2 separate regions of the Homo sapiens genome follow, and region 1 is linked to region 2. The links are chromatin loops, found by intact Hi-C in ENCODE. Cell type or tissue: PC-9. All regions are shown on one strand. Each heading gives the region's core, and the rest is flanking DNA. Links, peaks and the distances in the headings are about the cores only.

Evidence for each region. Hi-C counts contacts between places; a loop is a spot of excess contacts. Peaks named below come from ENCODE experiments on the same cell type or tissue, not always from the same donor. Only the 100,000 strongest peaks of a DNase experiment are listed, where the experiment ranks them.
Region 1: it touches region 2 in a loop (7-fold over the local background); 4 of 110 quality-filtered maps call a loop at or near these places.

The regions. Positions count from the first base shown.
Region 1 is chr5:34,602,089-34,618,117 of GRCh38, forward strand. No RefSeq gene overlaps it. Among named protein-coding and RNA genes, the nearest start is that of RAI14-DT, 46 kb to the right of the region's middle. In PC-9, for the core only: no CTCF peak of the experiment used is centred there; DNase peaks (open chromatin) are centred at 6,933 and 7,343; H3K4me3 peaks cover 287 bases; H3K27ac peaks cover 2,528 bases.
Region 2 is chr5:34,709,305-34,725,333 of GRCh38, forward strand. The region is part of intron 2 of RAI14 (retinoic acid induced 14); the gene reads left to right. It overlaps LOC124900960 (a long non-coding RNA gene), which reads left to right and starts at 98. Exons shown (of 3, transcript XR_007058730.1): 1 at 98-922; 2 at 2,208-6,917; 3 at 7,485-12,002. RefSeq lists enhancers at 12,091-12,591, 12,592-13,092. In PC-9, for the core only: no CTCF peak of the experiment used is centred there; DNase peaks (open chromatin) are centred at 8,217 and 8,567; H3K4me3 peaks cover 1,872 bases; H3K27ac peaks cover 6,446 bases.

The DNA.
Region 1 (16,029 bases), core at 3,760-11,759, 110 kb before region 2:
AGTTCAAGACCAGCCTGGACAACATGGCAAGACCCCATCTCAGAAAAGGAAAAAAAAAAAAGCAAATAAAATTTTGAAAGCAAACAAACAAATAAATAAATAAAAAGATCTGGAGGAACTCCAGGACAGAATGGGCAGCTAGGTCTCCCCAAGCCTTGGAACCCAGTATGAAAAGCTCTCAGGGACTAGGGATGCAAGCTTCCTAGTCTTAATCCCTCAATTCCACCCATCCCTCCACCACATACTTTCTCACTTTGGCTTCTGTGCATATTTGCTTCATCCTTTCTTCTCTGCACAATAGATTTCTCTGTTGCCCATGAATATGGTGTAAGACAATCCACTCCACAACTCCCAAGTTCCTATATCCTCAGTTCAAATGATCTGCAGAGGCTACTGGCTTCTTTGGCTTCCAATTCCAAATTTCCAGGAGAGAGAATTTGATTGTCTCTTCCTAGTGCAACAACAGAAGTGATGTTATATGAAATAAACATGGCTTCTGGGCCCATCTCCAGGACAGAGCAGCTCTCAGAGATAGAATGTGGAACTGCAGGCTGGGCGGATGCACTCAAGGGTGTCTCCAATAGTTTTAGGCCCAGATGAATATTTTGGAGGTGGGGGAGGAAATAATGAAAGTGATCTTAGGAAGCTTCAACAGGGAGCAAAATGGGTTAGAAGGGAAAAGATCATGGAGGTGGAAGACCAAAGAGGCGCTGTCGGAATCTAAGCATTGAAAGCTTGAAATATGTGGCTATGGCTGGGTGCAGTGGCTCATGCTTGTAATCCCAGCACTTTGGGAGGTCAAGGCAGGTGGATCACTTGAGGCCAGAAGTTCGAGACCACCCTGGCCAACATGGCAAAACCCCATCTCTACTAAAAATACAAAGAAAAATAGCCAGATGTGGTGGCGGGCACCTGTAATCTCAGCTACTTGGGAGACTGAGGCAGGAGAAGAATCGCTTGAACCTGGGAGGCAGAAGCTGCAGTGAGCCGAGAGCACATCACTGTACTCCAGCCTGGGCAACAAAGAGAGACCCTGTCTAAGAAAATAAAGAAGAAGGGAAAGAAATAAGTAACTATGGTCAATCTGACCACTATTCTCTGGAAAAATACACTTGGTTCAAAAAAAAACTTCATATTTAGTCATGAAAGGGACATTTCTTATTTCATAGCTTGGAGCCAACCCTGAGCTGTTTGATTATAAATATACATATATATATATAATCATATATAGGCTACGTATATGTTGATGGTGGATTTCTCTTTATTCAGTGGTTACCCAACTTCCTGCTTTGAAGTTAGGACCTGGGATGGCCTACATTAGTAAGGGGAAGCCTATAAAATGAGGTGGGTCCCATGCTATCCTACTCTAGCTAATATACAAGGCATTATAAATTCTCATTCCCTGAAGCTGGTCAAAATTTGTTTCTTCATCTGTTGCTAGTTAACTGGATTGGTTAGCTGAGGTCACAGTCGCTGGGCTAAGCCCATGCCTAGGACACTCAGCTCCACTGTGGTTCTTGACCACAACCATATCCTCATGAGGCTCCGTATCAGGTCCAGCTATGGGTGGATTAGGAGAGGAGAAAGCAAGGCTCTACCTTGGTGTTTAGAAAAAACATTGTAAATGGTACCCCTCCTCCAACATTTTCAGCTTTCTCCTGCTACCCCTTGTGTTTATGATAATGGTACTTGGGATTATCCTCCCTGGTATTCTGATCTTTAGTGTTAGATATTGTAGCTATATCTCCTAGCCTCAGAACTTGCTTTCATTTATAATAGAATAATACGGCTACAATATCTTTTTTGTGTTTTTAACAACCCTGTTAGAATTAAACAGAAAACTCCACTCAAGTGACCTAAAACAAACAAAAAAGTCGTAAGGCCTCATATACAATATGAAGAAGTCCCAAGGTAGGGATACGAATCAGTTTGCTAGGGCTGTGATTACAAAATACCATAGACAGGGTGGCTCAAACAGTGGAAGTTAATTTTTTCACAGTTCTGGAGGCTAGAAGTCTGAGATCACGGTGTTGGCAGGTTATTTCCTCCTAAGGCCTGTCCCCTTGGCTTGTGGAAGCCACCTTCTCTGGCCATGTGCATCCCTGGTGTCTCTCTCCATGTGTCCTAAGCTCCTCTTCTTATTAGGAGACAAGTCAGATCAGATTAGGGCTCACCCAGATGACTTCATCTGACCTTAATTACCTCTGTAGAGGCCCTATCTGCAAATACAGTCATGTTTTAAGGTATTGGGGATTAGGACTTCAACATATGAATGGGGATGGGGGGGCACTGTTCCGTGTATGACAGGAAATTCTGTGGTTGGTTAATTTAGTGATTCAGTTAAATCCTCAGGCCCCAGGTGTTGCCATCTCTGCCCAGCTACCCTTACTTAACATATGGGTTTTATCCTCAGGCTAGCACCCTCATGTTTTAAAATGACTGCTGCAGTTCCAGGTACCACATCCAGACATGAGAAGGCCCAGGAGAATAAGAAACCATCTTTTTCTGTGTATCTCTCTTTACAAGCCTTTCAAAAGATTCCAGAATGCACTTCTCTTGTCTCCCTGAGCAGATCTGTTAATGTGCCCATGCCCAAACTAATCACCAGCAAGAGAAAAAGACAGCATGATTGGCTTGGGCTAATCACAATTTATCCCCTGGGTCTGGGCCAACCTCCCTAAGAGCACAGGGTTGCTTTAAGGAAGACGGGGTAGGGGCATGGTCCTGCACAAAATCAGGGTCCTATGATGAAAAAGGAAAGGGAGAAATGGAAAACAATAATGTCTTCTGCAACCATTCGCCATCTTGCTTCCCTTATAATTGTTATTCTAGGATCTGCTGGTAAAACCAATCTTTGCACCTGCAATCAAGAGCCCTGTTAATAAATATCAGCTTGCCTGGGCTGAGCCACTGAGAGTGGCAGTCTTCTCCAGCTTACGTCTTCTCTTCCCACCCCCATGGCCCCACCCCAAGTTTAGTTGCCTCTTTTGAACACAGCCAGCATCTTTTACTCAACTAGCAACCAGATCTCAGTTGCTATGCAGAAGATGTAACTACCCTTTCCCTCCCTAGCCATTTTGCAAATATGTATCATTGAGAATAAGAGGAATTGGATAAAAGAACATGGATCACTCAGTGCACACTCATCACCAAAATGAAGAAAATAACTTGAAAGCTATATCATACAAATGGTGGGTTACTAACTGGGATAGTCTTTATGTGTGTCAGTTCACAAGGGCATGTATCAATATTATTCAGAAGCTGTTTCTAAACTGAAGATAACTTTTTTAAATTTAGAAAAGCTTTCTAATTTCTCATTGGTTTCATTATTGTACTGCTTGCATCAAAAAAGGAGAATCAGATTATTGTGCTCTGTTTTCTCCCCTAGATCATCCAAGAAGAATTTAAAAATTTAATATGTGCAGTAAAAACCCATGGTCTATGTATTTTTTTTTTTTTTTTTTTTTTTGGAAACAGGGTCTCACTCTATCATCCAGTCTGGAGTGCAGTGGTGCGATCATGGCTCATTGTAGCCTCAACATCCTGGGCTCAAGTGATCCTCCCACCTCAGCCTCCCAAGTAGCTGGGAGGTGCCCGCCACCATGCATGGCTAGTTTTTGTATTTTTTGTAGAGACGGGGTTTCACCATGTTGCCCAGGCTGGTCTCAAACTCCTGGGCTCAAGCAATCTGCCCATGTTGGCCTCCCAAAGTACTGGGATTACAGGCATGAGCCACCTTGCCTGACCCACAGTCTATTTTTTGATCTTCCGTGAGTGTCTTATTCTTTAACAGTTTATTTATTTGAGTTAGAAATGGCTTTGCTTCCAAGATATAAAGGTTATTTTGTTTTGCTTTTTGATGAGCAATGTGTGAATAAATAAGACAGAGAGAAAGGTTTTTTTTCTCCAACAATTTCTATTTAATATTACTAATTCTTTAACAATATGTGCTTGGTGTGTCCCTGATCACTTATTTAATATCGCATTTCCTACCCCAGCTCTCTTTCAGTGAATGAATGCTACACTAGATGTGATTCACAACTGTAGCCTCCTGCTTTGGGCATTTGCCTCTGATAAGCATGGGCAGAGGGATGAAAGGGGCCTTTTTCTGGAATGAATTGGGTCGGGATCACAAGAAGCACTGATCATGCTCTCCTGGCTGGTGAGCCACGTGGCAAGAGAGGAGACGATAAGGGATCTGGGAACCCAGTCATGGTATTAAGCAACCAGGGAGGTTAGCCTTGAGAAAAGAAGAAATGGAAACCCTTACAACTATCATTAGCTGTTTTTAATGAAGAAAAAATAAAGCAATAACGTAACAATAATAGTAGGTAATTTTACTGAGCACTTACTAAGATGAAGTCTCCAAAAAGCTAAATTATGCCTAATCATGAAAAACAAATATAGCCATCTGAGACCCAAATGGGCTTCCTGGTAAATTACATTGCCCTCTGGCCCTGGAGCATTCAAATGCAAGCCAGCTGCTAATCTGTCAATAATGCCCCAGAAGGAGGTTGTATTGAGCCGAGATTGCACTATTGCACTCCAGCCTGGGCGACAGAGCGAGACTCCATCTCAAAAAAAAAAAAAAAAAAAAGGCTCTAGAAAGGACTGCTCTCTCTCTCTCTCTCTTTTTTTTTTTTTTTTTTTTTTTTTTTTTTTTTTTTTTTTTTTTTTTTTTGAGACAGAGTCTGGCTCTGTCGCCCAGGCTGGAGTGCAGTGGCACAATCTTGGCTCACTACAAGCTCCACCTCCCAGGTTCATGCCATTCTCCTGCCTCAGCCTCCCGAGTAGCTTGGGACTACAGGCGCCCGCCACCACGCCCGGCTAATTTTTTGTATTTTTAGTAGAGATGGGGTTTCAGCATGTTAGCCAGGATGGTCTCGATCTCCTGACCTCACTATCCGCCCTCCTCAGCCTCCCAAAGTACTGGGATTACAGGCGTGAGCCACCGCACCCAGCCCAAGACTGCTCTCTTGAAGTGGGATTTGTGCTAAATGATTTCTAACATTCCTTCTTCATGCTGAATCTATGATTCTTTAAAAGTCAGGAATGCTATTTGATTCATGGCGTTTTCTTAGGTAACATTTAATCCAATCTCCCTCACAATATGGAAACACACTCTGCAGCATCTCTGGTGCTCTGCCTCCTTGATTCATAGCACAGTAGGTGCTCCATATCCGTGGGTTCCACATCTGTGGGTTCCACATCCATAGATTCAACCAACCGCGGATAGGTAGTATTTGAAAAAACAAAACAAAAATAGATTGTTTCACCTGTACTAAACATGTACAGACTTTTGTCATTATTCCCTAAGCAATGCAGTGTAACAACTATTTACATGGCATTTGCATTGCATTGGGTATTATAAGTCATCTAGGGATGATGTAAAGGATAAGGAAGAATGTGTGTAGGGTATGAGCAAATACCACACCATTTTACATCAGGGACTTGAGCATCCATGGATTTTGATATCCAAGGGGAGTCCTGGAACCACTCCTCCATGGATACGGAGAGACAACTGTACTAAAAATATGCCTCTTCTCTCATTCATTCATTCACTCTCCATAAATGCAATGAACTTCTACTATGTGCTAGGTTCTGTGCTAGACATGGCAGACATAAAAATGAATAAAGACACAAGCTTATCCTTAGGTTGCTCAAGGTCCATTATAGGAAGTAGACAAATAAATCAAGTAAATATATAAATCACACTGCTTTAAATAAGTAAAGCAATAGAAGCATGCACCTGGCAGAAGCATGAATCCTCTATCTGTGGGTTCAATGAAAACTTTCTGAAGAAGATGAGAGCTAAACTGAGGTTCAAAAGACAAATCCAAATATTCCAGGTAGACAGGGGAATAAGGTATTCTAGCTAGAGGGAACAGAATGATCAAGGAATCAGGGATGAAACAAACACTGAGGTGGAGTAGAATCTTTTTTTTTGTTGTTTGTTTTTTGAGACAGAGTTTCTCTCTGTCTCCCAAGCTGAAATGCAGGGGCGCAGTTTTGGCTCACTGCAGCCTCTGCCTTCTGGGCTCACTGGATCCTCCCACCTCAGCCTCCAGAGTAGCTAGGACTACATGTGCCACCAAGCTTGACTCATTTTTTAATTTTTTGTAGGGACAGCGAGGTTTCATTATACTGCCCAGGCTGGTCTAGAACTTCTGGGCTCAAGCCATCCACCTGCCTCAGCCTCCCAAAGTGCTGAGATTACAGATTTGAGCCACCATGCCTGTGAGTAGAATCTTAATAGTCCACTTTGCCATTGCGAGAGATTTGGAGCTCATCTTGCAGAGAATGAGCAGCCATGGCCAGACCTGCATTTTTGGAACTAATGCCCACTGAGCCCACTTCACTTTGCCCAAATCTCCCAGGCTGGCTCCCTTTCCTGCCCCCTTCTAGTCTTCCCATGCCCAGCATTGACAGTCAGATGGCTCAATTCTTTCCCCTAGACATACCGACCTTTCACCACTAGTCCAGGCATCACACCTTGACAAACTTTCTTTCATGATAAACCTTGTTACTCCACTAGACACTGACGAGATTAAACTTCAAGCACAATCTCCATAACTTTCCTATAGGTTTTCCTGAGTTTTATGGACCGGCCTCCAATCTGTTATTTCATTGAAGAAATAACTGCTACTTTATCTCAGAAGATGTGCTCTGCTGCTAGGTGATATGTTCTATAGTTTTTCAGCTAGTTAGAAAAGAAATTTGCCAAGTTCATGATCAGTGTGGTTGCGTGACTGATAATTATAAAACCAAATTGAAGGGGTAATAGAAAAATGTTCCAGAAGAGACTCTTACCATGGCCCCAAACAGCTGGGTCAGGATGACTTCATGGGCTATTTAACTTCTAATTTCTAGATTACAGGATAATTTCAATAAAGGCTATGCTGGCCAATTACTGAGTCAGCCACACACTTGAGTTACTGCCATTTCAACTTTTACAACGGAATGGAGAGGTGAGTCACATTTTATTAGACAGCAACTGTGTCTGATAGAGCTTCAATGTACCCCACCATAAAAAAGTCAAGCACAAAGAAAAAATATACCAAGGAAGCCACAGTAGAGGGAAATAGTAGTGAGAATATCCCCTTTATCTCCAAGCAGTGTTACATCCCCCCAAAAATTCTCAGCCTATATATGAATGTTTTAGAAGGCAAAAATTATTTCAAAATGTGAAACATATTGTCAGCCTAATTTACTGGAATATGCAGTAAGGCATTTTCTTTCTCTTCTTCAAATTGGCAGATTCTGTTACTTAAACCTTGTGTTAGATCTCTCAGTTGTGAACGAATGCATAAAAATAGCATTCCAGTCTATAGTTGGGTCTAAGCCAATTAATGGGAATGAGGAAATGACTCACTGGAGAGTCTGAGATACTCTGTCTTTTAGGATTTATATTATCCTTTCCCCAGCACACTCATTTAAGAATGGACTTGAGCAAGATCTCAAAAAGCAAAGGCTGTCCCCCTCACATGGATATATATGTTCTAGAGAGTCTCCCAGAGTGAAACAAGTTCCGTGATTAAAGACTCACAAACAGCTGGGTGTGGTGGCTCACGCCTGTAATCCCAGCACTTTGGGAGGCTGAGGCAGGAGGATCACTTGAATCCAGGAGTTTGAAACCAGCCTGGGCAACGTGAAAAAACCCTGTCTTTACAAAAAAATATATAAAAATTAGCTGGGCATAATGGTATATTCCAGCTACTCAGGAGGCTGAGGTAGGAGGATCACTGGAGCCCAGGAGGCAGGGGTTGCAGTGAGCCAAAATCCCACCACTGCACTCCAGCCTGGTCAACAGAACAAAGCCCTGTCTCAAAAAAATAAAAAATAAAATAAAAAAGCAGAGTGAGTTCTTCACCATGCACGCCACATCTTAACAACCATTCACTGTGGCAGAATTCTTTTTCAATGCCCCTTCACATTCTTTTCATTCCACAAGCGAGAGAGACATTAGGGGTGATAGTTTGAGGTTAACACCTCCCTTTAAACATCTTCTGGGTTCTGATTAGCAAATGATATGGTTTGGATCTGTGTCCCACCCAAATCTCATGTCGAATTCTATTCCCTAATGTTGGAGGTGGGGCCCGGTGGGAGATGATTGGATCGTGAGGGTGGATATCTCCCTTTGGTGCTGTTCTTGTGATGGTGAGTGAGTGTATTATTGTGAGGTCTGGTTGTTTAAAAGTGTGTGACACCTCTCCCTCTCTCCCTCATCCTCTTGCTCCTGCCATGTAAGACACCTGCTCCCGCTGTGCCTTCCACCATGAGTCAAAGCTCCCTGAGGCCTATGCAGAAGAGATGCTGCCAAACTTCCTGTACAGGCTGCAGAGCAATGAGCCAATTAAACCTCTTTTCTTCACAAATTACCCAGTCTTGGGTATTTCTTTATAGCAGTGCAAAAAATACAGACTAACACAGTGAGTTTAGGGCTACCAATTTCCTTTTTGACAAGCAGGGTGAATGCCAGCTGAAAACATCTGTAAATGGCAGAAGCAGAGAGAGAAAGAGGTGACACTAGTGATGAGGGGCTTCTTAATGTTCAACAAAGCAACACTGAAAATTCAGAACAACATAGCTTGAACCTACATATCCCTGGTGTGTTCTATACAGAGCACAAAGCTGTTCTTTGAGCTGGGTTTTGCAAGAAAGAGCTAGGGATCCTATTCAAGGGAGGCAGTCATTTAGGATAAGCTGAAACTATATAGTGGGCAGTTTCCTTTTTAAGCATGAGAAGAAAAGGCTTCCTTCATTTTAATCATGCAGCAAACCTCAGTGAAATGTGACAGGCATGGAGAGAAATTAGACCATTGAGAGAAAAATGGAAATAAACATGGTTTGGTTGGGGGGAGGTGAAAAAAACAAGGGAGAAAAAGCTAAGCAAAAAATCAAAACATAAAAGGAAATGTGTTGGAGTTGTTACAAAGGAAACCAAAAAGAGATGTGTACATAAGCTCTTAAGGCAAAGAAAAGTATGTAGGCAAGGGGTTGGAAAAAGAAAACAGTGGTGTGTAGACGAGAAAAGGAAAGAAGACACAAGATGAAAGCAAGAAAACAATATATACTATGGTTAATGGTAAATGGTTCATTTATATTTAATACATTTTTAAAAGGATAAGCCATCGTACCATGGGAATTCTAACACTGCCCACTGTAAAGGTTATATAATCCATTGCACTTTTGTGTAGGAAAATAAACCACAGACCCAAGCCACTAGTCCCTGAAAATGACTGCCAGCATGTCAGTGGGTAATGGTTCTTCCGGACATTAGAATGTATTCTTGGAGCATCATCTACAACCCACAGGGGAGATCTGTCTTTAAAGATGTTGTACATCACACATCCATTTAATAGGAAGCCTCTGTGCGATGGAAAATAATTTCTCAGAATTTTGATTCTTCTCTATATGTATAACCTCTATGCCACATAATAAAATCTTTGCTGATTTTTAAAAAAATGTGAAGGCTTCTATGATTGACTGAGCCTCTAAATTCCAGCTGTGCTTCTAGTAGGTTTATTTGTGTTTCCCTCTTACTGATTTTTTCCAGGAGCCCAGGTGCGGGCCTGTTTTATGGAGGAGGATTATTTATGGATTCCCTAAAGAGAAGTCTGATACACAAATAGATGTGGGGATTATGAGGCTCAGTGTTTGTAAACATCAAAAAGATTTAAGCTGAAATTTTAATTTACGGAAGAAGCTGGAGTGTGAGGAATTTACTTTTGAATGAGCTGACATGACATATGCTTCTCTATGTGACAAAAAAGAAAAATCTTAAGGGTAGCTGGAAGAGGAGAGGGATAGGGAACCCAAACAAGCCAATAATTCCTACTGATTGAGTAAGGAGCAAAAAAAAAAAAAAAAAAAAAAAAAAGGCTTGTTTTTTATTTTCAAATTACAGGACTTGGTTTTAGTGCAATTTTTATAAACCCTGATTCAGCACTATGCGATCACGCTGTTACATATAACCATAAGGTGCAATTAGAGGCTAATAGAACCTCTGGGCAACCTCTTTCTTGGTCGTAATCCCTTTAGGATAATTTTCGCCCCACAGCGGTTGACTAGACTACAAATTATAAAAAACTACATCCATTTGCACCCCATTTTATTGACCACTTGGGGTTCTAGAAACTCCCATGACAGTCAGGAAATTGCCTCTTCTAGGTTTCAATTGCAACCTCTCATCCACCCACAAAACCAAGTCCCCATAAGATTCTAAGAACGCTGCCCAAACTCATAAACGCTGCTGACAGGGATGGAGATTGGTTCAAGATTTCTGTGAGGCCACTGGACAAGTATCTCTCACTACATTCCTATCTTTTACTCAGAAAATTCACTTCTAGAAAATTATTCTAAAGCAATAGTTACGGATAATTTTGAAGGTAGCTCCACATCTGTTCGTCACAGCACCATTTAAAATAGCAAGAAATGATAATCAGTCTAAATATCAAACCATACGAGTTAGTTCGGTAAGCTATAAACTTTATTAAAATTATCTGACAGACTGTACGTGATGTAATAGAACATGTAATGACATGGGACCACGTTCTCAAAATCCTAAATGAAAGAAGCAGCAACTTTGTGATACCATATAGAGTGAAATAGATCATAATCTTGTTTTGTTTTTCTCTAAGGTATAGTCATATGCTGCATAATGATGTTTCTGCCAACTATGGACCTCATATATGATGATAGTCCCGTAAGATTAAACTGGGGCTGCAAATTCCTATCACCTAGTGGCGTTGCAATCATGATAATGTCCTAGCACAAAGCATTACTCATGTGTTTGTGGCAATGCTGGTACGAACCCACTGTGCTGCCAGTTCTATAAAAGTCTAACACATACAATTGTGTACAGCACATAATACTTGATGATAAACTACTATGTTACAGTTTATGTATTTACTATTCTACACTTTTTTTTTTTTTTTTTTTTTGAGACGGAGTCTCGCTCTGTCGCCCAGGCTGCAGTGCAGCGTTGCGATCTCGGCTCACCGCAAGCTCCGTCTCCCGGGTTCACGCCATTCTCCTGCCTCAGCCTCCCGAGTAGCTGGGACTACAGGCACCCGCCACCATGCCCGGCTAATTTTTTTGTATTTTTAGTGGAGACGGAGTTTCAGCATGTTAGCCAGGATGGTCTTGATCTCCTGACCTCATGATCCGCCCACCTCAGCCTCCCAAAGTGCTGGGATTACAGGCAAGAGTCACCGTGCCCAGCCTATTCTACACTTTTAATCATTATTTTATTATTTTATGTATTTATTTATTTGTTTTTGAGATGGAGTTTCACTCTGTTACCCAAGTTGGAGTGCATTGATGGGATCTTGGCTCACTGCAAACTCAGCCTCCCAGGTTCAAGCGATTCTTCTGCCTCAGCTTTCTGAGTAGTTCAGATTACAGGCGCCCACCACCATGCCCAGCTAATTTTATATTTTTAGTAGAGACAGGGTTTCACCATGTTGGCCAGGCTGGTCTTGAATTCCTGACCTCAAGTGATCCTTCCGCCTCGGCCTCCCAAAGTGCTGGGATTACAGGCGTGAGCCACCACACATGGCCTAATCATTATTTTAGAGTGTACTGCTTCTATTTTTTTTTTAAGTTAACTGTGAAACTGCCTCAAGCAGGTCTTTCAGGAGTGTTCCAGAAGAAGGCATTGTTATCAGAGGAGATGGCAGCTCCATGCGTGTTACTGGCCCGAAGACCTTCCAGTGGGGCAAGATGTGGAGGTGGAAGACAGTCATATCGATGATCCTGACCCCTGTGTAGGTGTAGGCTAATGTGGGTGTTTGTGTTTTACCTTTTAACAAAAAAAAAAGTTTGAAAAGTAAAAAATAAAATTTTCAAATAGAAGAAAGCTTATAGAACATGGATATAACAAAAGAAAATATTTCTGTACAGCTGTGCGATGTGTGTTTTTGTTTTCGTTTTTGTGTTCTTGTTTTTGTTTTTTTGAGACAGTCTTGCTCTGTCACCCAGGCTGGAGTTCAGTGGCATGATCTCAGCTCACTGCAACCTCTGCCTCCCGGGTTCAAGTGACTCTCCTGCCTCAGCCTCCCAAGTAGCTGGGATTACAGGCACCCACCAATACACCTGGCTAATCTTTGTATTTTTAGTAGAGACGAGGTTTCACAATGTTAGCCACACTGGTCTCAAACTCCTTACCTCAAGTTATCACCCGCCTCAGCCTCCCAAAGTGCTGGGATTACAGGCGTGAGCCACTGCACCCGGCCAGGAAAGAAACTATTTTTAATAAACTTTAGTGTAGCCTAAGTGTACAGTGTTTATAAAGTCTACAGTAGTGTTTAGTAATGTCCTAGGCCTTCCCATTCACTCACTTCTCATTCACTCACTCACTCACTCACTCACCCAGAGCAACTTCCAGTCCTGCAAGCTCCATTCATGGTAAGTGTCACCTACAAGTGTACCATTTTTAATTTTTGGATTTTGTGTTGTTTGTTTGTTTTTGTTTTTGTTTTGTTTTTGAGACAAGGTCTCTACTCTGTTGGCCAGATTGGAGTGCAGTGGTGCAATCACAGCTCACTGTAGCCTCAACCTCCTGGGCTCAAGAGATCCTTCCACCTCAGCCTCCCAAGTAGGCAGAAACACAGGCATGTACCACCATGCCTGGCTAATTTTTTTTTTTTTTTTTTTTTAGAGACAAGTTCTCCCTATGTTGCCCAGACTGGTCTCAAACTCCTGGGTTCAAGCAATCCTCCCACCTCAGCCTCCAAAAAGGCTGAAACTACAGGTGTGAAACACTGCACCCAGCTTCATTGTTTATCTTTTATACTGTATTTTTACTGTGCCTTTTCTATGTTTAGATATACAAGTACTTACCACTGTGTTACCATTGCCTTCAGTACAGCAGCAGCTGTACAGCTTTGTAGCCTGGGAGCAATAGGCTATACCATATAGTCTGGGTGTTTAGTCAACTGTACCATCTAGGCATGAGTAAGTACACTCTGTGATGTTCGCACAAAGATGAAATCACCTAATGGCACATTTCTTAGAATGTATCCCCATCATTAGGTAATGCATGACTCTTCATATATGTGTATATAAATATATATGTTCATTAAAACATTAACAGTGATCATCTCTAGGGAGTAGGACCATGAGTGATTTCTAAATTTTTTTCTGCTTATCAGTAATGAAATGTGTTTCTTGAATGTAATTTATAATGAGTAAAAAGATTAACAATTTTAAAATGAAAATGCTTTCTAAAATAAAAGGGCAAAAAAATCCCAAAGTTTGGATATCGATTGTTGGATATTGACCGTTTCCTGTCTGCCTGTGCAGCACTCTCAATCAAGAAACTACAGTTTGCATTCCTGAGGACATATCTTCCTGGCATTTAGAGTGGGGCATCAGGCCTCGCTGGCTTCAACTAAGAGAGAACCCCTCTGCCAGGTGGTGGACAGCATCCTCTGTTGCTCACACACAATGAGGCTTTAAGTCCACTAGGTCCTGCTCCCATGCTTTTTTGGATCTGTTAGCCTCATATTCACCTATCCCCAGGCTTTTTGGGGAAACCTAGAATCTGGTAGCATTCTGACTTGGCGGGATCACTGTCTCTGAAGCTGATACGTTAAGCCACCAAGTGGGACCAGCCACATAATTTTAAGGGATCAGGTGTTAAATGGAAACGTGGGCCCCTTTGTCAAAACTTACTGAGAATTTCAAGATGATGAGAGCAGAGCATTAATCAGGTGCAGGCCTTTCTGAGCATGTGGGCTTTTTCTACTGCGCAGGTAGCACGCCTATGAAGCCACCCTGGCACCAGCCTCCTTCTTATGTCCTATCAAGTATGTTCAACTATAAAATGCAAACAAGTTAGTTTATTCGTGACCCTAATCAAGAGAGGCAGTTGAAATGGGGCCAAGACGAGTGTCAGGTAGACAGGACTTATCTTCTACCATCCCAGGATAATGATGCCATTATGGCCACATTGTTCCAGAGTGTGTCTGTGTCCATTTATCCTCCTGGTACCCAGAGGGAGGAGAGGAGGAAGGGAGGAAGGGAGAGAGGGAGGGAGACTGCTGGGTGACCAGGGCAGAGGAAAGGAAAACTTTGCAACTATCAAATCATGCTCTTTTCTGCCCTCTACCCCACTAGAATGGCCAGTTGTGGGTCTCACACATCTTCGAAATAAAAGAAATAAACTTCCCATTATTTAGTAGCCTACTATCCAATGGGAGTATTATCTTGGCCAATTTGTTAACAAGTCAAATTAGAAATTTGTTACTAAGACGTTTTATTTTATTTTATTTTATTTTATTTTATTTTTTGAGGGTCTTGCTTTGTCACCCAGGCTGGAGTGCAGTGGCATGATTTGGGCTCACAGCAAGCTCCACCTCCTGGGTTCAAGTGATTCAAGCCTGGCTCATTTTCGTATTTTTTGTAGAGACAGGGTTTCATTATGTCACCCAGGCTGGTCTCGAACTCCTGAGCTCAAGCGATCCACCCACCTCGGCCTCCCAAAGTGTGGGGACTACAGGCATGAGCCACTGTGCCTGGTGGTTACCAAGACTCTGGTGGCAATTAAAGCTCAAACATTTATTATGCATTTATGCAGCGAACAAAATATCACATGTACTGCATAAATATGTACAAATATTATGTATCAATAAAAATAAAACAAAAATGAAAAAAGCAGTATGTAATTAGCACTTTCTCTTGTTCCAGTTTAAATGTTTCAGAAAATTCTAACAAAAAGATCACATGGTGAGTGGCAGAGCTTGTGCTGCTGGCACTGCAGAGCCTGAAAGTGTAATTGTGGGTCTTTGTTTCTGAAGGGCCAGTGAGTGGTCTGGGACATGCCACTTAATTGATCTGTGTCTCAGTCTCCTCAGTTGTAAGCAAAGATAACAATATTCACAGTATTATTAGGAGAACAAGATAAAATAATATGAATTAAGAACTTTGCAAATGGTCTCTTTTTAAAGCCTATACATAAAAGTATTAATGAGCTATTACCTTAAATAATAGCTGCTGGGACATGCTGGGAAATGAGCAGGTGCTAAATATATAGCCTGGTTTTTTTCTACAAGAAAATAGTTTGCTTTCCTGTATCTAGATTCACATTGTACACTGCACAAAATGTTTATTTAAAAAAGAAAATAACATCCCTTGTATTCTTCAGCCAAAGGTATGTGACCATCTTTTGTTCTGCAAATGTAACAAGCCTAAAAATACCTTCCTGTTAAGTATCATTATAAGAAACCATAGGCTAGGGAAAAGATTGCTGCTCATAGTTGTAGCTCATTTATTTCAAGTGCTGTTTTATGTTTCAAACTACACTACACCAGAAGGCTTCAGACGTAACCTTGGAATATGACTTAACTCATACTTAATCTGATTCTCACAGATACTTTTCCTGAGTACACACCTAGATAACACACACTCAGCCTCTGTGCACAAATAATTCCTGGATCATTTAGGGGTATCCAAGGTAGTATCAAAAGACACAGGCTGTGCTACCATCAACATTTTGAAACCTGGGAAAGAAACAACTAAATCTGTCCATGATGAGGCTACACAGGTAAACTGAAACATGGAGATCCTCTGCATGAGCGGTTCATAAAAATGCTAGTTATGGGCCGAGCACAGGGCTCATGCCTGTAATCCTAGCACTTAGGGAGGCTGAGGAAGGAGGATCACTTGAGATCAGGAATTCGAGACCAGCCTGGCCAACATGGTGAAACCTTGTCTCTACTAAAAATACAAAATTGGCAGGCATGATGGTGGGCACCTGTAATCCCAGCTACTTGGGAGGCTGAGGCATGAGAATTGTTTGAACCCGGGAAGCAAAGGTTGCAGTGAGCCAAGATCACACCACTGCACTCCAGCCTGGGTGACAGAGTGAAACTCCATCTCAAAAAAGAAAAAGTTTGGGGGCTGGGCGCGGTGGCTCACGCCTATAATCCCAGCACTTTGGGAGGCTGAGGCAGCCAGATCACGAGGTCAGGAGCACCCCAAATACCTGAGGGCGGTCAAGTGGGACACACTCTGAACTGGTTTTCT
Region 2 (16,029 bases), core at 5,016-13,015:
GGGCATGGTGGCATGTGCCTATAGTCCCAGCTACTTGGGAGGCTGAGGCAGGAGAATCGCTTGAACCTGGACGACGGAGGTTGCAGTGAGCTGAGATCATGCCACTGCACTCCAGCCTGGGCCACAGAGCAAGACTGGTCTCCAATTAAAAAAAAGAAAATCAGTTTTTAAAGTAAACTTTCAAAAGTCTGTAGCTACTTTGTGTCAATTCTGCACAAGATGGGTTTTCCTAGTATTGGAATTTTGGAGGGTCTGCCCCTCTCTGTTGACATTTGGAAAAAAACAAATCTTCATTCATATAATCTCAGACAGTTCTTAACCCCACTGCACATTAACATTACCTGGGGAGCTTAAAAACAAAAGTTATTCCTGTTCTTCACCCAACTCCCATACAACTGAATACAATTTTCTGGAGAGGAGCTGGGTTGGGTATTACTTAGGCTCTTTGGAAGATTTTCCTGAGCAGAAAATGTTTAGAAGCACTGATCTAGGATAATAAGCAATCATCTAGGAGGGAAGCCGTGTAGATATTTTGTTTTGATCTCAGAGGCATAAGAATGAATTAACCACTCCTCATTCCCCCAGAGATAATGTGTGGAAAAACTTGTTTTCAAACCATCCCGAAGAAAAGCAAATGTGATTTAAGGCCAGATTGTTTCCAAGTGGCCTTTTGCAGTTCCTTTGTTCTGCATTCAGACTGAGTTGTGCGTGGAAATAGTTTAGGTATTAGTCCATGAACATGGAATTTGACCTTGGTAAGGAAATACATCCTCCGCTTTCCTCACTAACCAATTGTATTCATTTGTTAGGGCTGCTGGAATAAAGTGCCACAGATGGGCGGCTTAGAACAACTGAAGTATACCTTCTTGGGTCTGGAGGCGAGAAGTCTGTGTAGCAGGGCCATCCTGCCTCTGAAGTCTCTGTAAGGAAGAGTCCTTCCTTGCTTATTCCTAGCTTCTGGTTTTGCTGGCAGTTGTTGGAATTCCTTGGCTTGTAGGTGCATTATTCTAGTCCTCTGTCCTTACATGGTCATCTTCTCCCTCTGTATGTATCCGTCTTGGTGTCTAAATGTTCCCCTTTATAAGAACAGTAATTTCTTGTAGTGAGACTGGCTTGTTCCCTTCCCATGGCATAGGCTCTCTGTCAGATATTACCTCAGTATGTGAAAGAACTTGCATGCCTCTTGCTTCTCAAGGCTGGATTGGACTGACTCTAGGGCCCTTAGCCTCAGGCATTTGCTGAGGGGCCACTAAGTGGGTGGAAGATTAGATTTTAGTGTTTCCAAACTTTGTTGATGATGAGAATCACATAAGTTGCTTGTTAAGAACAGGGATTCCCAGGTCCTCTCCTTGAAGATTCTGGTTCAGTAGGTCTGGGTAGAACCAGGGAGCTGCATTTCAGTGAGGATCTCCCTGCACCATCCCTCCACCACCCAGCTCTTGCAGGTGATTCTTATCAATGAGTGAGCTTCAGAAACATTGGACTAAGTGACTTCTGCTCAGCATGCCAAGACTGTAAAGTTTCTGACATGTGTTCTTCCAGCAGAAGAGATTTCTAGTAGACTATTCAATATCTTTCCTCTCCTTTCTTAGTAAAAGAACCTTATCTTTTATTTGGGATGCAGTGAATTCAGTTAAAAGAGTTTCCTAGCCTTCTTTGAACTACGTTTGACTGACTAGGTTTGACCTGGTCAAAGAGAAGTGATGGGGGGTGCTATGGACTGAATGTTTGTGTCCCCTCAAAATTACTCTGTTGAAATCCTAATGCCCAAGGTGACTGGTATTTAGAGATGAGGCCTTTGGGAAGTGATTAGGTCATAGGTTTCATGCGCGTCCGTGTGAAGAGACAACCAAACAGGCTTTATGTGAGCAACATGGCTATTTATTTCACCTGGGTGCAGGCGGGTTGAGTCCGAAAAGAGACTCAGCAAAGGGTGGTGGATTTTCATTAGTTCTTATAGGTTTTGGGATAGGCAGTGAAGTTAAGAGCAATGTTTTGCCGGCAGGGGGTGGATCTCACAAAGTACATTCTCAAGGGTGGGGAGAATTACAGAGAACCTTCTTAAGGGTGGGGGAAATTATAAAGAACATTCTTAAGGGTGGCAGAGATTACAAAGTACATTGATCAGTGAGGGTGGGGCAGAAACAAATCACAATGGTGGAATGTCATCAGTTAAGGTTATTTTTACTTCTTTTGTGGATCTTCAGTTACTTCAGGCCATCTGGATGTATATGTGCAAGTCACAGGGGATGCGATGGCTTGGCCTGGGCTCAGAGGCCTGACAACAGGGATGGAACCCTCATGAATGAGATTATTGCCCTTATTAAAAAGGCCCCAGAGAGCTACTTCATCCCTTCTGCCATATGAGGACACAGCAAGAAGACAGCTGTCTATGAACCAGGAATCAGGCTTTCACCAGACACCGACTCTGACGTGATCTTGGACTTCCCAGCCTCCAGAAGTGTCAGAAATAAATGTCTATTGTTTAAGCCACCCAGTCTGCAGTATTCTGTTACAGCAGCCTGAACTGAGGTAAAACAGGTGGAAGGCCCTGTCAAAGCATCCTTGTATGCTGCTGAAAGTTACACCGCCTCTTTTCCTTATTCTATTTTTTTTCCTTTTATTCTATTTTTTTTATTCTATCTGAGATGAGGAATTGATGGTTAGCATGCTTGCTGCCGTCTTGAACCTTGGGGTGATCTTGTTAAGTCAGTGGAACCTATAGATTGAGGGAGCCCCAATTTCAAATTTCCTTAGGGCTATCATGCCAGCTCTGGGCTGACTCCTCTAAGCCTCTCTTTATTTGTGTAGACTTATCTCTAGTTAAAACCACTTTATATGGGGTTTCCTTTTATATACAGTAGAACCTAATCTTTATTGATATATCCCCAAATTTGGAACTTTATGAGTTTCGTTTAAGTTATAAACATCACTAATCAAATCACCTAAATTCTGTCTTCAAGGTACATTTCCTGAGCCTAAAACTTGCCTTTCTTTCCTTAAGAGGAAAAGGAACAATTTGGAGTTTATATTTAAAAACTCTCTGAGTTCCAAGATGATTGGAACAAGTCTCAATGGGAGGAACAGGTCAAGTCACATTGTACCTTTAGTGTCTCCTGGTGACAATGAAAGGGAGCTTTCAGTTGACACGTGCATGAAGGAAGGAAGGAGTGCTGGGTGAGAAGCAGCATAGGACTAGAGGAAAGCAAGAGAGTGATTGCTTTTCGTTATACTTTCCTACTTTTCAAGTCTGTTTATTGAGGGAATTCAGTTGTAATGATGTGTTGAAAGTGCTTTTTAAATGATAAAATGCCTTATGTATGTTATTTACTGAGCACTGAGTTATATATAAGGATGTTCAGATACACTACGACAGTTTTTCCAAGTGACAACTGCTAGATATTAACAGGTGTCATAAGCAAGAAAAGTTTGTGACAAACGGGTTTGGGAAATGTCATGTCAGGTCTCTTTATTACAGGACTTCTCAGTGCCTTTAACGTATTAATGTACATTGTGAGTATCAAAGAAAAAGGAAGGTTGTGGGGAAGGGGATATGCCATGCGGTATTATTTTTTAATATTAAAAATATGGGTGTCTTGAAGAATAGAACAACCTTGGAGAAAGGCAGCTTTAGGAAGAATTATGTAAAGATGTAAGAATACATATTTAGTACCTACTAGATGCAAGGTTCCAGAGCATACATAAAATGAGACACATTGTCCTTGAATTCTGAAAACAAACACTTTTTATGGGTTGGTGGGGCGCAAAACATTTACATGTGGAAGAATAATATTTAGGATAGAATCTAAGTGCCACTTGTACCCAACATTGTACCCAATAGGTAACTTTTCAACCTTCATTCAGTCCCTGTCTTCTGAGAGCTTATGATGTAGGGCTGGTGAGGATGGTGGATAAGGATGAGGCCAAGGATAACATGGAGTGGGATTAGAGAACACAGGCAGTGGTGAAGAGGTTCAAAGAAGACAATTGTCACACCCAAGAGAGGGATTACGGAGGGGAAGGAGAGACTCACTAAAGGGAGGATCTCACAAGATAGGCAGAATTTCAAGAGAGATGGGATTGAGGTCATTTTGTGGGCTGAAGCTATCCTCCTACTTCAGCCTCCTGAGTAGCCGGTCTTGAACTTCTGGACTCAACAGTACTTTCTAATACTGGAGTTATTAGAAAAAAAAACAAACCCAAAACTTAAAAAGGAAGACCCTTATCCTTCACTGAGGATCTGTTTCTTTTTTAAAAAAATTTTAAACATTGTTTTATAAAGATAATGTCTCACTGTGTTACTCAAGCTGGTCTTGAACTCTTGGTCTCAATTGACCTTCCTTCCTCTTGACTCCCAAAGTATTGGGATTACAGGCGTGAGCCGCCGTACTTGGCTGAGGAGCTTTTTAATGGGAAATTCTTAGATGGCTTCATTGTCTATGGGTGTAATTTCCTGAGACAGTCCTACTATCCTGGTCTTTATTGCTGTATTTGAATTTCTTTTCTTTTCCTTTTTTTTGAGATGGAGTCTCGCTCTGTCACCCAGGCTGGAGTGCAATGGCACAATCTTGGCTCATTGCAACCTCTGCCTCCCGGTTTCAAACGATTCTCCTGCCTCAGCCTCTGAGTAGCTGGGATTACAGGCATGTGCCACCACGCCTGGCTAATTTTGTATTTTTAGTAGAGACAGGGTTTCACCATATTGGCCAGGCTGGTCTCGAACTCCTGACCTCATGATCTGCCCGCCTCGGCCTCCCAAAGTGATGGGATTTCAGGCGTGAGCCACCTCGCCCGGCCTTTGAATTTATTTTCTTTTGAGTAATAGGTACAGTTCTACTGTTCTACATGAAGAATGAGTTTACATTCTTCACATAAATTTCTAAGTGTCAACTTATAAAAGCTCTATTACCATATTTCTAATTTTTTTCTGTTCATTAATGTCATTTTAGACTTCTGTTTGATGGTTTCTGTTCCTCAACTCATTGTTCTCAGAATAGCCTTTGAAAGTCACATTAAACACAGATGAGATGTGCAAAATAACTTCAAATTTTTAGAGAAGAAACCACATAAAGGTGGCGTTGGGTTATCTGGGACAGGGATACGGAGGGAAGCAAAACTAAGTATATGTGCCTTCTAGTGGGCATTCCAGCAAAGAAGCCAGATTGATTTTCTATTTGATTTCTTCTGAGTGGTTTCACTCCTTGCTGGAGTCAATGTCATATGATCTTGATCATTTGCCAATATAAGTAAGAAATCTAAGTGTAATTATTGGACAGGAAGGGAAGCAAGAACTCTTCAGCTTTAAAATCCAATGGCATATAATAATAATTAACCCTGTTTTGTGGAATAAAATATCAGCAGGAATATTTAACATGAAGCATACTGTTTCCCAATACCTTCGTTGCATTGTCAAAAAGTTTTAGCCCCAGGATTCTGTTTTTTATTTACTGTTTCTGTCCACCTCTCTGCTAAGGAACTTGTTGGTCTGCTGATTCTATTAAGATTAGCATTGCAGTAGCCCAACCTTGAAAACAGCTATGCTGGAAGGATCAATGACTCTAGCCATCAAAGTGGACAAGGGAAGGGAACCTCACTTGCAGTTCCTCGGTCTACCTGCCCACCTCAGCTTCAGGGCCTTTTGATATGGTGGGCTAGAGGAGGTCCAAATGCTGGTGGGATCTCAACCTCACCTGGTGTCCAGGTGCTTGACACCATCCCAAGAAGGAATTCATGAGTCAGAAAATTGTAGAAGTATGGAGATTTATTGCAAAGGGAAAAGTACACCCTCAAGGGGCAAGGGGAGCGTGGGCATACTCAGGAGAGTTGTGCGTGTGAGGGGGTTTGGGGCTGCTACCTTTATGGGCTTCATTCACCAAGGTGGGGAATATTCATGAAAATTCCTGGAAGGTGGTGGAGATTTCTTGGAACTGTGGTGTCACCGTTTTTATACCAAATGTGGGTGTTCCTGAAACTATCATGGCACTCGTGGGGGAGTTGATTAAGTATGCTAATGAGTGCATAATGAGGTTCTAAGAGGAACCTAGGTCAGATCCAGCATCATTTTGGGTCCAGTTGGTCTTAGCCAGCTTGGTCCACGCCCCAGTATTTCAGGGTCTTATCAGTCCCTAGCTTCTGCAGGTAATTTCAACAGTTTCTTTTTACTAGTCATGTGAAACTCCTGCCTGGAATTTTCTGTTCTCCTGAACCACTCTGTATTATTCCTGTCTCGCTTTGACTTGGTGTTCCCTGCCCCAAAAGGCTCTTTGCCTGGTCTCTGCACAGTTGCTACCTAAAAAGTCTTTTCCTGACACCTCCCACCCCTCGAGTAAAATCACACATTCTTCTGGCTTCCTATTCTTTCATTTTAACTTTTTAAATACTTCTCACCCTTCATGTGTTACCTGTTTGTTCATGATGTATTTGTTTGTGAACTGTCTTCTCCCTAGAGCAGTACCCTATCAGGACTTAGGCTCTGGGGATTTCACTGCTCATTCTCCAGCCTGGCACATAAGAGGTGGTCAGTAAAACTGTCGAATGAATGAGTGAATGAGTGAATCACAGTTAACCTCAGTTATAAAGATGTAATCATCAGTCTTCCCAAAATTCTTACAATACTGGACACTTTAAAGGAAATGAGGCTTTTTTAAAAAAAGAAAAAGCATTTCCTGGCAGGAATTTATGTATTTGTATGCAATATGTGGGTAGTTACAGTACAGTGCAAGAAAAACAACCATATTTCCTGTCCTCTAGGAATTTGAAATCTGTAAAGAACTCTAACATTGGAAATGCCTGATAACATACATCTGCAGTTATTTGTGGCAAAAGACAAGGCAAATAGGCAAATATTCGGTATTATAAAAAATGCACAGATTTCAAAGGACAAGTATAGGTGGATTTACATGCCTACATCTTTTGAGGTGAGTGGAAATTTGTACATGATAATCTAGGTGAGGCTGAGGCTCCCTGGCTGTGACAGTTCCCTTTGGGCTATTCCCCTGTACCTCCTGGGTCAGCTGATCTGCCTCCATCCAGAAAAGATGCTGAGGAAAGTCAGGAGTGGTCAGTAGCTTTTGTCATGTGGGTAGCTAATTACAAGTTTTGGGTTAATTTTTTTTTTTTTTAATTGAGACAGAGTCTCGCTTTTGTTGCCCAGGCTGGAGTGCAGTGGTGCAATCTCGGCTCACTGAAACCTCCACCTCCTGGGTTCAAGTGATTCTCCTGCCACGGCCTCCCAAGTAGCTGAGCCTACAGGTGCGTGCCACCATGCCTGGTTAATTTTTGTATTTTTAGTAGAGACAGGGTTTCGCCATGTTGGTCAGGTTGGTCTTGAACTTATGACCTCAAGCGATTCACCCACCTCAGCCTCCCAAAGTGTTGGGATTACAGGTGTGAGCCACTGCGCCCGGTCAAGTTTTGGGTTAATTTCTCAAAATGTCTTCTCTCGCACGTTTCTTATCTTTTCACTCTTTTCTCCTGCTTTCTAGGTCTTTCTTCTTTGAGAGGAAAGGGAGAGACCCTGGTTAGGCCAGAAATCCATGGAGAAGAGTTTTCTTCCTCTTCTGCCTTCCACTGTGGTTGGTAGATTTTCAAGATTTTAGTGGAGATTGATGGAGGATCCTGCAGGCTGCAGCCTCATCCCCCTCACAATGTATTTTTTGTAATAGGTGAAATGCTGCTTCTTTATTATGGTCAGGAGAAATGTTCTCTCACTGCTGGTGGCCAGTATATAAATCTTAACTTGTATGTTTATATATTCAGCATTATGTATGTGTATGTGCGCATGTGTGTGTGTTTGTGTGTAATGGATTTTAGTTGTGCATTTAGTAGGATAAAACACATGCATTTCTTTCATTTATGACTTATACTGTGACTAATTGTGGTTCATTTTAAGACTATTTATTTTAAAGAGTTACCGCAAAAAAGTCTTTGAATTGTTGGCATGCTAAAGTTAATGATAATAAGAATCAAGATTTTGAAAAGCACACTTCTTAATTTCTTCTTTCCTCATTTAACCAGAGCTGAACAGCTTACAAGTAGAAATCATGGGTTTTGGTATATAGAAATATAGGCTTAAAAATATGGATGCAATTTTAATACAATGCAGTTTTATGAGGCGGAATATCTTAGTTGTTTGACCCTAACCGACTTCATTAGGATGTTGTAATTCCCCTCCTTTAACTTGCCCATTTTGGGCGGGGGGGAATCCTTGTGGAATGCAGTGATTCAAGAGCTTAAGGACAGCAAGAGAGCAGGGGTAGGGATGGTTACAAGGTAAGACGTGTAGTCCCTGAGCAAGGCCTCCTTAAGGATGTGAATTCTGATTACTGCAACTGAAGAAGACAGATGTGGGAAGAGAGTGCAAATCCCAGTCACCCCACCCATGCCCGTCTTTTGCTGGCTGAGGGGTGGCTCTGTGTCTTTTGCTCCACATCCCCTGTGAATGTGAGGGCAAAGAACTCTGCTGAAGTTGTTGGTCTTTTGTCAGAAGAAGGCTTTAAGTACTGGCATTCTTTCCTCATGAGCACAGATCCGGCTCCTGTTTCTCAGGGAGGGCAGTGAACTTGCTCTACATTCCTCATGGGTAATGAAGTTGTTCCCAAGCCTGTCACCACCACATCCTTCCAACCCTGCTCTTAAGCTTCTTTTTCAGAGGGAAGCAGAATGTTTACTCAGTAGGACATCCTAAAGGACAGAGGCAAGGCAAGGAGAGGATGGAGAAAAGCTCATTCTCTTTTGACCACAATCACTGTCACTGGCTGCAGGGTGTGGAAAATGGGAAGGCACAGTATATCATCATTTCCTCAGGACGGAATGCTGGCCAGTGCCCGATGGGAACAACAGCTAGCAAATTAGTGAATTGTGGCTGCCCATTATTTAAGAGAGAACACGTGGTAACCACCTTCAGTAAATAAATGCAGATGAATTTGGTGATTTACAACTCTTGTGTTTTCTTGTGGTAACACAGTTGTCCAACTGATCAGGCATGAATGTTAATTTACACACCATAAGGTACGTGGTTAGTGGTTCTCAACATTTTTAAACATGAGAAACCTGTTCTAACATACACAGAGTTCACAGATCTTTAAGAACTTTTAGCTGTTCTGTTATCTGTTGGTTGAGAAGACACATAATGGTGAGATCAAAATGTATTAAGTGGATTTGAATTACAATTATCATGGAACTTACTATATTTGAAAACTGTGTGTATGTAGCATATTACACACAATGGTGCTCAGGGATTCAGGATCTTTTCTCGTCCCCACCAAACTGAGGACCCTCCTCTGCCCTCCCCCGTTCTCAGTTCAGGGCCAAAGCCCCCAGGTTGGGATCTACTGGGAGAATCAAAAGATTGTGAATTTTGGGTCAGGCAGAGAGGGGATCAAATTTCAACTCTACCACATCCTGTATGATCTTGGGTAAGTTACTAAACCTTGCTGTGCCCCAGCTTCCTCGTCTTTAAAATGGAGATCAGTTCCTATGAAGACTTAACCTCCTAGGGGTTTTGGAGGAATTGAAGTTTTGTTGTACCATGAATAGTGCCTGCGCAGGAAAGGTGGCACTTAAAATTTTTTCCCCACTTCTTGCCTACTCTCCCCACCTCCAGGACAGATTCAAGACCAGTAATGCACAAGATGAAAATCAATAAGTTAATTCTTTCTGCCTCTGAGCATTCATTTAGCCGGTACTGTATGTTCTAGTTAGTAGAGCTATTTGACAAATGACTACTACTTTTAGTGGCGTAAAACAAATCTTTATTACACTCACCAATTCTCTGGACAGGGTACAACAGGGACAGCTCGTCTCTGATCCGTGTTGTGGAACTTCAGCTGGGCAGACTGAAAGGATGGGGGCTAATTACCTGGTGGCTCATTCCCTCAGCATCTGACGGATAATGCTGGCTGTCACCTAAGACCTTAACTGAGGCTTTTGGCCAGAACGCTGGTGCCCCATTGGCCCTGGCTTTCTCACAGCATGGTGGCTGGGTTCCAAAAGGAAACATCCTGAGAGAGCTAAACGGAAACCTCATCCATCCCCTGTCATGGTCTAGCCTTGGAAATCATACAGCATCGCTTCTGCCACCTTCCATCCATTGAGATTGTCACAACATCCCGCTCATATTCAAAGGGAGGAGAAATAGATTATGCCTCTTGATGCAAGGTGGTTCTGGAGAGTATATGGGAACAGAAATCTTACCGCACCCTTTGTGGAAAATCTCTGCCACGGTATGTGAGCAGTTTGTAAATTTATAGAAAGGGACTCCTTGAATGTCCTTGCACTGCTCTTCCCTGAGTTACCGTGGTTGCACGCTGGACTAAAAGCTAAGACCTTAACACAAAGACCTGAAATATAGTATCTGAACTCTGTCCCAGGGCACGTGTCACCTTCTAGCTTTGAACTGGAGCCTGGGTTTTCATCTAAAAGCTGGCTTTTAGATGTCTGGTCAATGGCATGTCAGTAACTGAACTCTGCGCTATATGCTAGGTGGTAATATCAAGGTGTAAGACGCACCAGCGAAGCCAAGGGCTGACTTTCTTTCCAATTCAAAGATATTTTTTGTGGTAACTCTTTAAAATAAAGTCTTAAAATCAGCCCTAACCTGATTTTATTTCTGGACAAGAGCCATATTACCTGTACCCCACTTTGTCTCCATTACTAAAAGTTCACCAATTACATTGTCTTCCTAAGATTTAAAAAAAAATTTAAATAATTATAGAAAAAGTTGTAGTGTTTGGAAAGCTACCTTAGAAGGAGAAGAATTGGCCTCTAGTTAGGAATGAGAATTCTTCCTTATGATATTATGACAGTTACTTTCCCCAGTAAATATTTATTTCTTCTCAGAGCTTATTTGCAAGTGAGATATACTTAAAGCTAAACAAACGATTAGCTCACAAAGTGTTAAACCAAAAAGAAGTTTCGCAGAAAAAGAATGGACACATAATTTTAAAAATGTATATGTATCATATAGTTTGATTATGTGTAAACCAAAAATTTAAGGGAGGATGATGGGTTGTTTATCATTTATATGGAGTCAAGTTAGTCTATAAAATGTTCAATCGCTTCCAGACTCTGAAAGTCATTCTATGACCCTGTCTCAGATTTTTTTTTTTTTTTTTTTTTTTTTTTGAGATGGAGTCTCGCTCTGTCGCCCAGGCTGGAGTGCAGTGGCGCAATCTCGGCTCACTGGAAGCTCCACCTCCCGGGTTCATGCCATTCTCCTGCCTCAGCCTCCCGAGTAGCTGGGACTATAGGCGCCCGCCACCACGCCCAGCTAATTTTTTGTATTTTTAGTAGAGATGGGGTTTCACCGTGTTAGCCAGGGTGGTCTCGATCTCCTGACTTTGTGATCTGCCCACCTCGGCCTCCCAAAGTGCTGGGATTACAGGCGTGAGCCACCGCGCCCGGCAGATTTTTTTTTCTACTTGACTAATAAAAGTAATAGCGCTTTCATGAGGTCTCACTGGGCTGTTTGGAGTATGTGAGGGATAACAGAGGTGAAAAGTTTTTGGAAATCTGCATGTGCTATTCACATGTAAAGTTCTGGCTTTTATTTTTTACTTTTTTTACTTATTAGAGCTAGTTCTCACTATGTTGCCCAGGCTGGCCACAAACTCCTGGGCTCAAGTAATCCTCCGCGCTCAGCCTCCGGAGTAGCTGGAATTACAGGAGTGCACTGTAATTTTTGTTGTTGTTGCTATTATTAGTCAGAGGTGGGACTCCATGACAGCCCACAGAGAGGGGAGGAACAAAGACCTGCCTTCCCACATGGGTTCTCTTCCCCTATTTCTTATATTTCCCCTTCTTCCTTCTCCTCTCTTAAGTCTCTTTCTTCCCATTGCCTTTTTTTCCTTCCCTGTCTTCTGTAAGGTCTTCGGCCTCCCGTTGTTGTCCATAGATATTGCTTCTGGTATCTGGACTCTGAATGCCTTGTGATCAAAACTATGTTGTTTATATAGATATGTGTGTGTATGTATGTAGATGTAGATGTGTATATATATATATATATATATATATATATATATAGATGTGTATGTATGTATATTGTATACATACATATAAAATATGTACATATATTTATGTACATAAATATGTAGATATGTAAAATATGTACATATGTTAAAAATAATACAAGGATCTCACATCATGCCTAGTCCAGAGCTCAAGAGGGATGTAGCAACTAAATGTATTATGACCATCTAGATTGCAGGGAAAATCATTAGCCAGGCTCAAAAAAGTAAACCTCTGCTGCTTTCTAGATTGAGCAATACACAAGATATTGTTCATGTGGCAAATCAATGCCAGCAATTCCGTGTCTGCCTTTATGGCTTGGACTTAGGGCTTTTATTTTAAATGATTTCTTATTTTCTCTGCCAACTGGTCTCTAAATATAAGTTCGTGTTTTTCTTGAACGGACACTTTTTTTTTTGAGGTGGAGCCTTGCCCTGTCACCCAGGCTGGAATGCAGTGATGGAATCTATGCTCACTGCAGCCTCTGCTTCCTGGGTTCAAGCGGTTCTCCTGACTCAGCCTCCCAAGTAGCTGGGCTTACAGGTGCGTGCCACCACGCCCAGCTGTTTTGTAGTTTTAGTAGAGCCAGGGTTTCACCATGTTGGCCAGGCTGGTCTTGAACTCCTGACCTCAGGTAATCCACCCACCTCGGCCTCCCAGAGTGCTGGGATTATTACAGGCGTGAGCCACTGTGCCTGGCCTTGGCTGGACACTTTTAACTGCTCTAGAAGAGAGCTGTTCTTTTGGTGTCTCGCCCTGAAAGTGAGTTTTATGTATGCCATGTAGTCTATATGTAGATCTTTTCAGATAGACCCTTTGTTATGAGCTGAGTTGTGGCCCCGCCCACCCCCAAAGTGATATGTTGAAATCCAAACCCCCAGTTCCTCAGACTGTCACTGTATTTGGACATAAAGTTAACATGAGGCCTTTAGGGTGGGCCCTAATCTAGTATGACTAGTATCCTTATACAAGGAGAAAATTTGGACTCATGAAGAGACACACACAAGGGATGTACATGCACAGAGAAAAGTCCATGTGGTGACACAGTGAGCAGCTGTCTGCAAGCCAAGGCAAGAGGTCCCAGGAGACATCAGCCTGCTGGGTGACACTTTGATCTTGGATTTCCAGCCTCCAGTCTGTGGGATTTTGTAATGGCAGCTCTAGAAGACTAACATCCCCTCCGGTTTTAGTGAAAATTTGTAAAGCATTGTTGTGTGATGTGGTGACAAGCAGAGAAATACAAACTTAATCTCTGCCAGGCGTGATGGCTCATGCCTGTAATCCCAGCACTTTGGGAGGCTGAGGCGGGCAGATCATTGGAGGTCAGGAGTTCGGTACCAGCCTGGCCAGCATGGTGAAACCCCGTCTCTACTAAAAATTCAAAAATTAGCTGGGTGTGGTGTTGTGCTCTTGTAATTCCAGCTACTTGGGGGGCTGAGGCAGGAGAATCACTTGAACCAGGGAGGTGGAGGTTGCAGTGAGCCAAGATTGCGCCACTTTGGGAATCCCAGCACTTTGGGAGGCTGAGGTGGGCAGATCACTGGAGGTCAGGAATTTGAGACCAGCCTGACCAACATGGTGAAACCCCGTTTCTACTAAAAATACAAAAATGTATAAATAAATTAAAAAAAATACAAAAATTAGCCAGGCATGGTGGTATGCACTTATAATTGCAGCTACTCAGGAGGCTGAGGCAGGAGAATCGCTTGAAACTGGGAGGCAGAGGTTGCAGTGAGCCAAGATTGCACCACTGCACTCCAGCCTGGGCGACAGAGTGAGACCCTGTCTCAAAAAAAAAAAAAAAAAAACCCACTTCATCTTATTTTATGGATCCACTGTGGAGTGATGGTGAGGGTATATATTAGAGTTCTCCAGAGAAACACAACCAATAGGATGTTTATCTATATACCTATATATAGATGTGTATATAGGATGTTTATTTATCTATAGAGAGAAAAAAAAAGGAGATTGATTGATTCTAAGGAATTGGCTCATGTGATTGTGGGCTGGCAGAATCGGAATCTGTAGGGCAGCCTGACAGGCTGGAGACTTCAAAGAAGAGTTGGTATTTCAAGTCAAAATGCAGTTTGGAGACAGAATACCTTTTTTGTGTGAGATCTAAGTCTTTTGGTCTTCAACTATTCGGATGAAGCCCACGTACATTATGGAAGGTGCTCCTCTTTACTCAAAGTTTACCGATTTAAGTGTTAATCATATCTAAAAAGTACATTCACAGCAATATCTAGACTGGTGTTTGACCAAATAACTGCACCGTAGTTTAGCCACCTTGACACATAACATTAACCGTCGCATAGTGGAGATGAGGAAGTGGTAGTCTGGGCCTACGTTATATAAGAATAGTGAAATTTCACCTGATTTAAGGAAAGCTAAATGTTAAATGTTAACAATGTGTTTTTACATGTATAACATCACTTAATTATTTGAATCAACCTTTTGTTTTAATACATGAGTGAGTTGACCATATATTTAGTTTTAATATACTCATCACCCATAAATTTCTGTTGATGATATAAGCATTACGTGTGATATAGGCTGTGGACTGGTATTTACATATGCTTCAAAATTTCAATACTCATGCTAGGAAATTGCTTGGTCTATGCTTTTTTGCCTTGGTGTGACTTTTTGCCTTAAGTATTATTATTATCTTTATTATGGCATAAAGCAGTATTTTATACACTAACTCCTTTTATTTATTTATTTTTGAGACGGAGTTTTCACTCTGTTGCCCAGGCTGGAGTGCGGTGGCGCAATCTCGGCTCACTGCAAACTCTGCCTCCTGGATTCAAGAGATTCTCCTGCCTCAGCCTCCTGAGTAGCTGGGATTACAGGCATGCACTACCACATCCAGCTAATTTTTGTATTTTAGTAGAGTCGGGCTTTCACCATGTTGGCCAAGCTGGTCTTGAACTCCTGACCTCAAGTGATCCACCTGCCTCAGCCTCCCAAAGTGCTGGGATTACAGGTGTGAGCCACCACACCCGGCCTAGTTGTTCCTTTCTAGAGGACAGATCCATATCCTTTAAATCTGCTTGATAAGATACCCATTTCTATCCAGATAATGAAATGTTTTGGTTATTAAAGTATGCCCGGTATTTGGGCAAAACTAGAATCTAATAAATTGTAACCCACAAATCATATGTGGGCTATCAGTGAACACTTTCCCCTAACTCCCCATGGCGTGACAGGAAGCCATGGAGAATAAGAGTAAAGTGATAAAACTGGCAAGTGGACCGAGAAATCCAAGCCATGAGAATTCTGAGAACAGAGAGCAAGAAACAGCTCTCTGTCAGCATTCAAGGACAGAACTGAAGTTCAAATAGGAAAAAAGGATGCTGCTTCAAGGATCAGGAGTTGATTCTCAGAGACTCTGATGCATTGCCTTGGTGTCTTAACCTGTAGCTTAGTTTTCCTTGGGACTTTGCACCACAATCCTACTCAGCTACCGTGGGAATTCTTGCTTGAAAGTAAATCTAGGACTATAGTTGTGGTAATATTTGAGCTTTACTTTTCTTCTGTTACTCTTGTCCATTTGATTGAGGCTAAGAAAACTGGCCCTCTGTTAAATTGAAGTTGCTTTTCTAAGGCAATAGGCTCTGGGAGAATGGAGAGGTGGGGTCTCCTAGGTTACCAAGCTTGTGCACTCCCATGAAAAAGCCTGGGTCTCTGTAAAATATGTTGGTAACAGTTAAAGCAGAAGCCATTGGAGAGAGAGAGAGGGAAAAAAAAAACCAACTTCATTATGATTTAAATTAATCTCTACTTTTTATTCTTAGATAGAACTAATTAAAGTTCTAATTATTTTGAGTGCTTTAAAACTAGGTGACAGGGTTTCCCTTTCTCTAAAAGGGATTGGAATTTTTCTTTAGGAACAAAATTGATGGGTAGTCTGCAAAAGGATTCAAATTGTTTAGAAATATATGACCATTATGAAGCATTATTTTCTGTCAGTGTCTATGATTTAGGGGTCGTAGAAGACCTGAATGTAATTAGTGATGTGGTGAC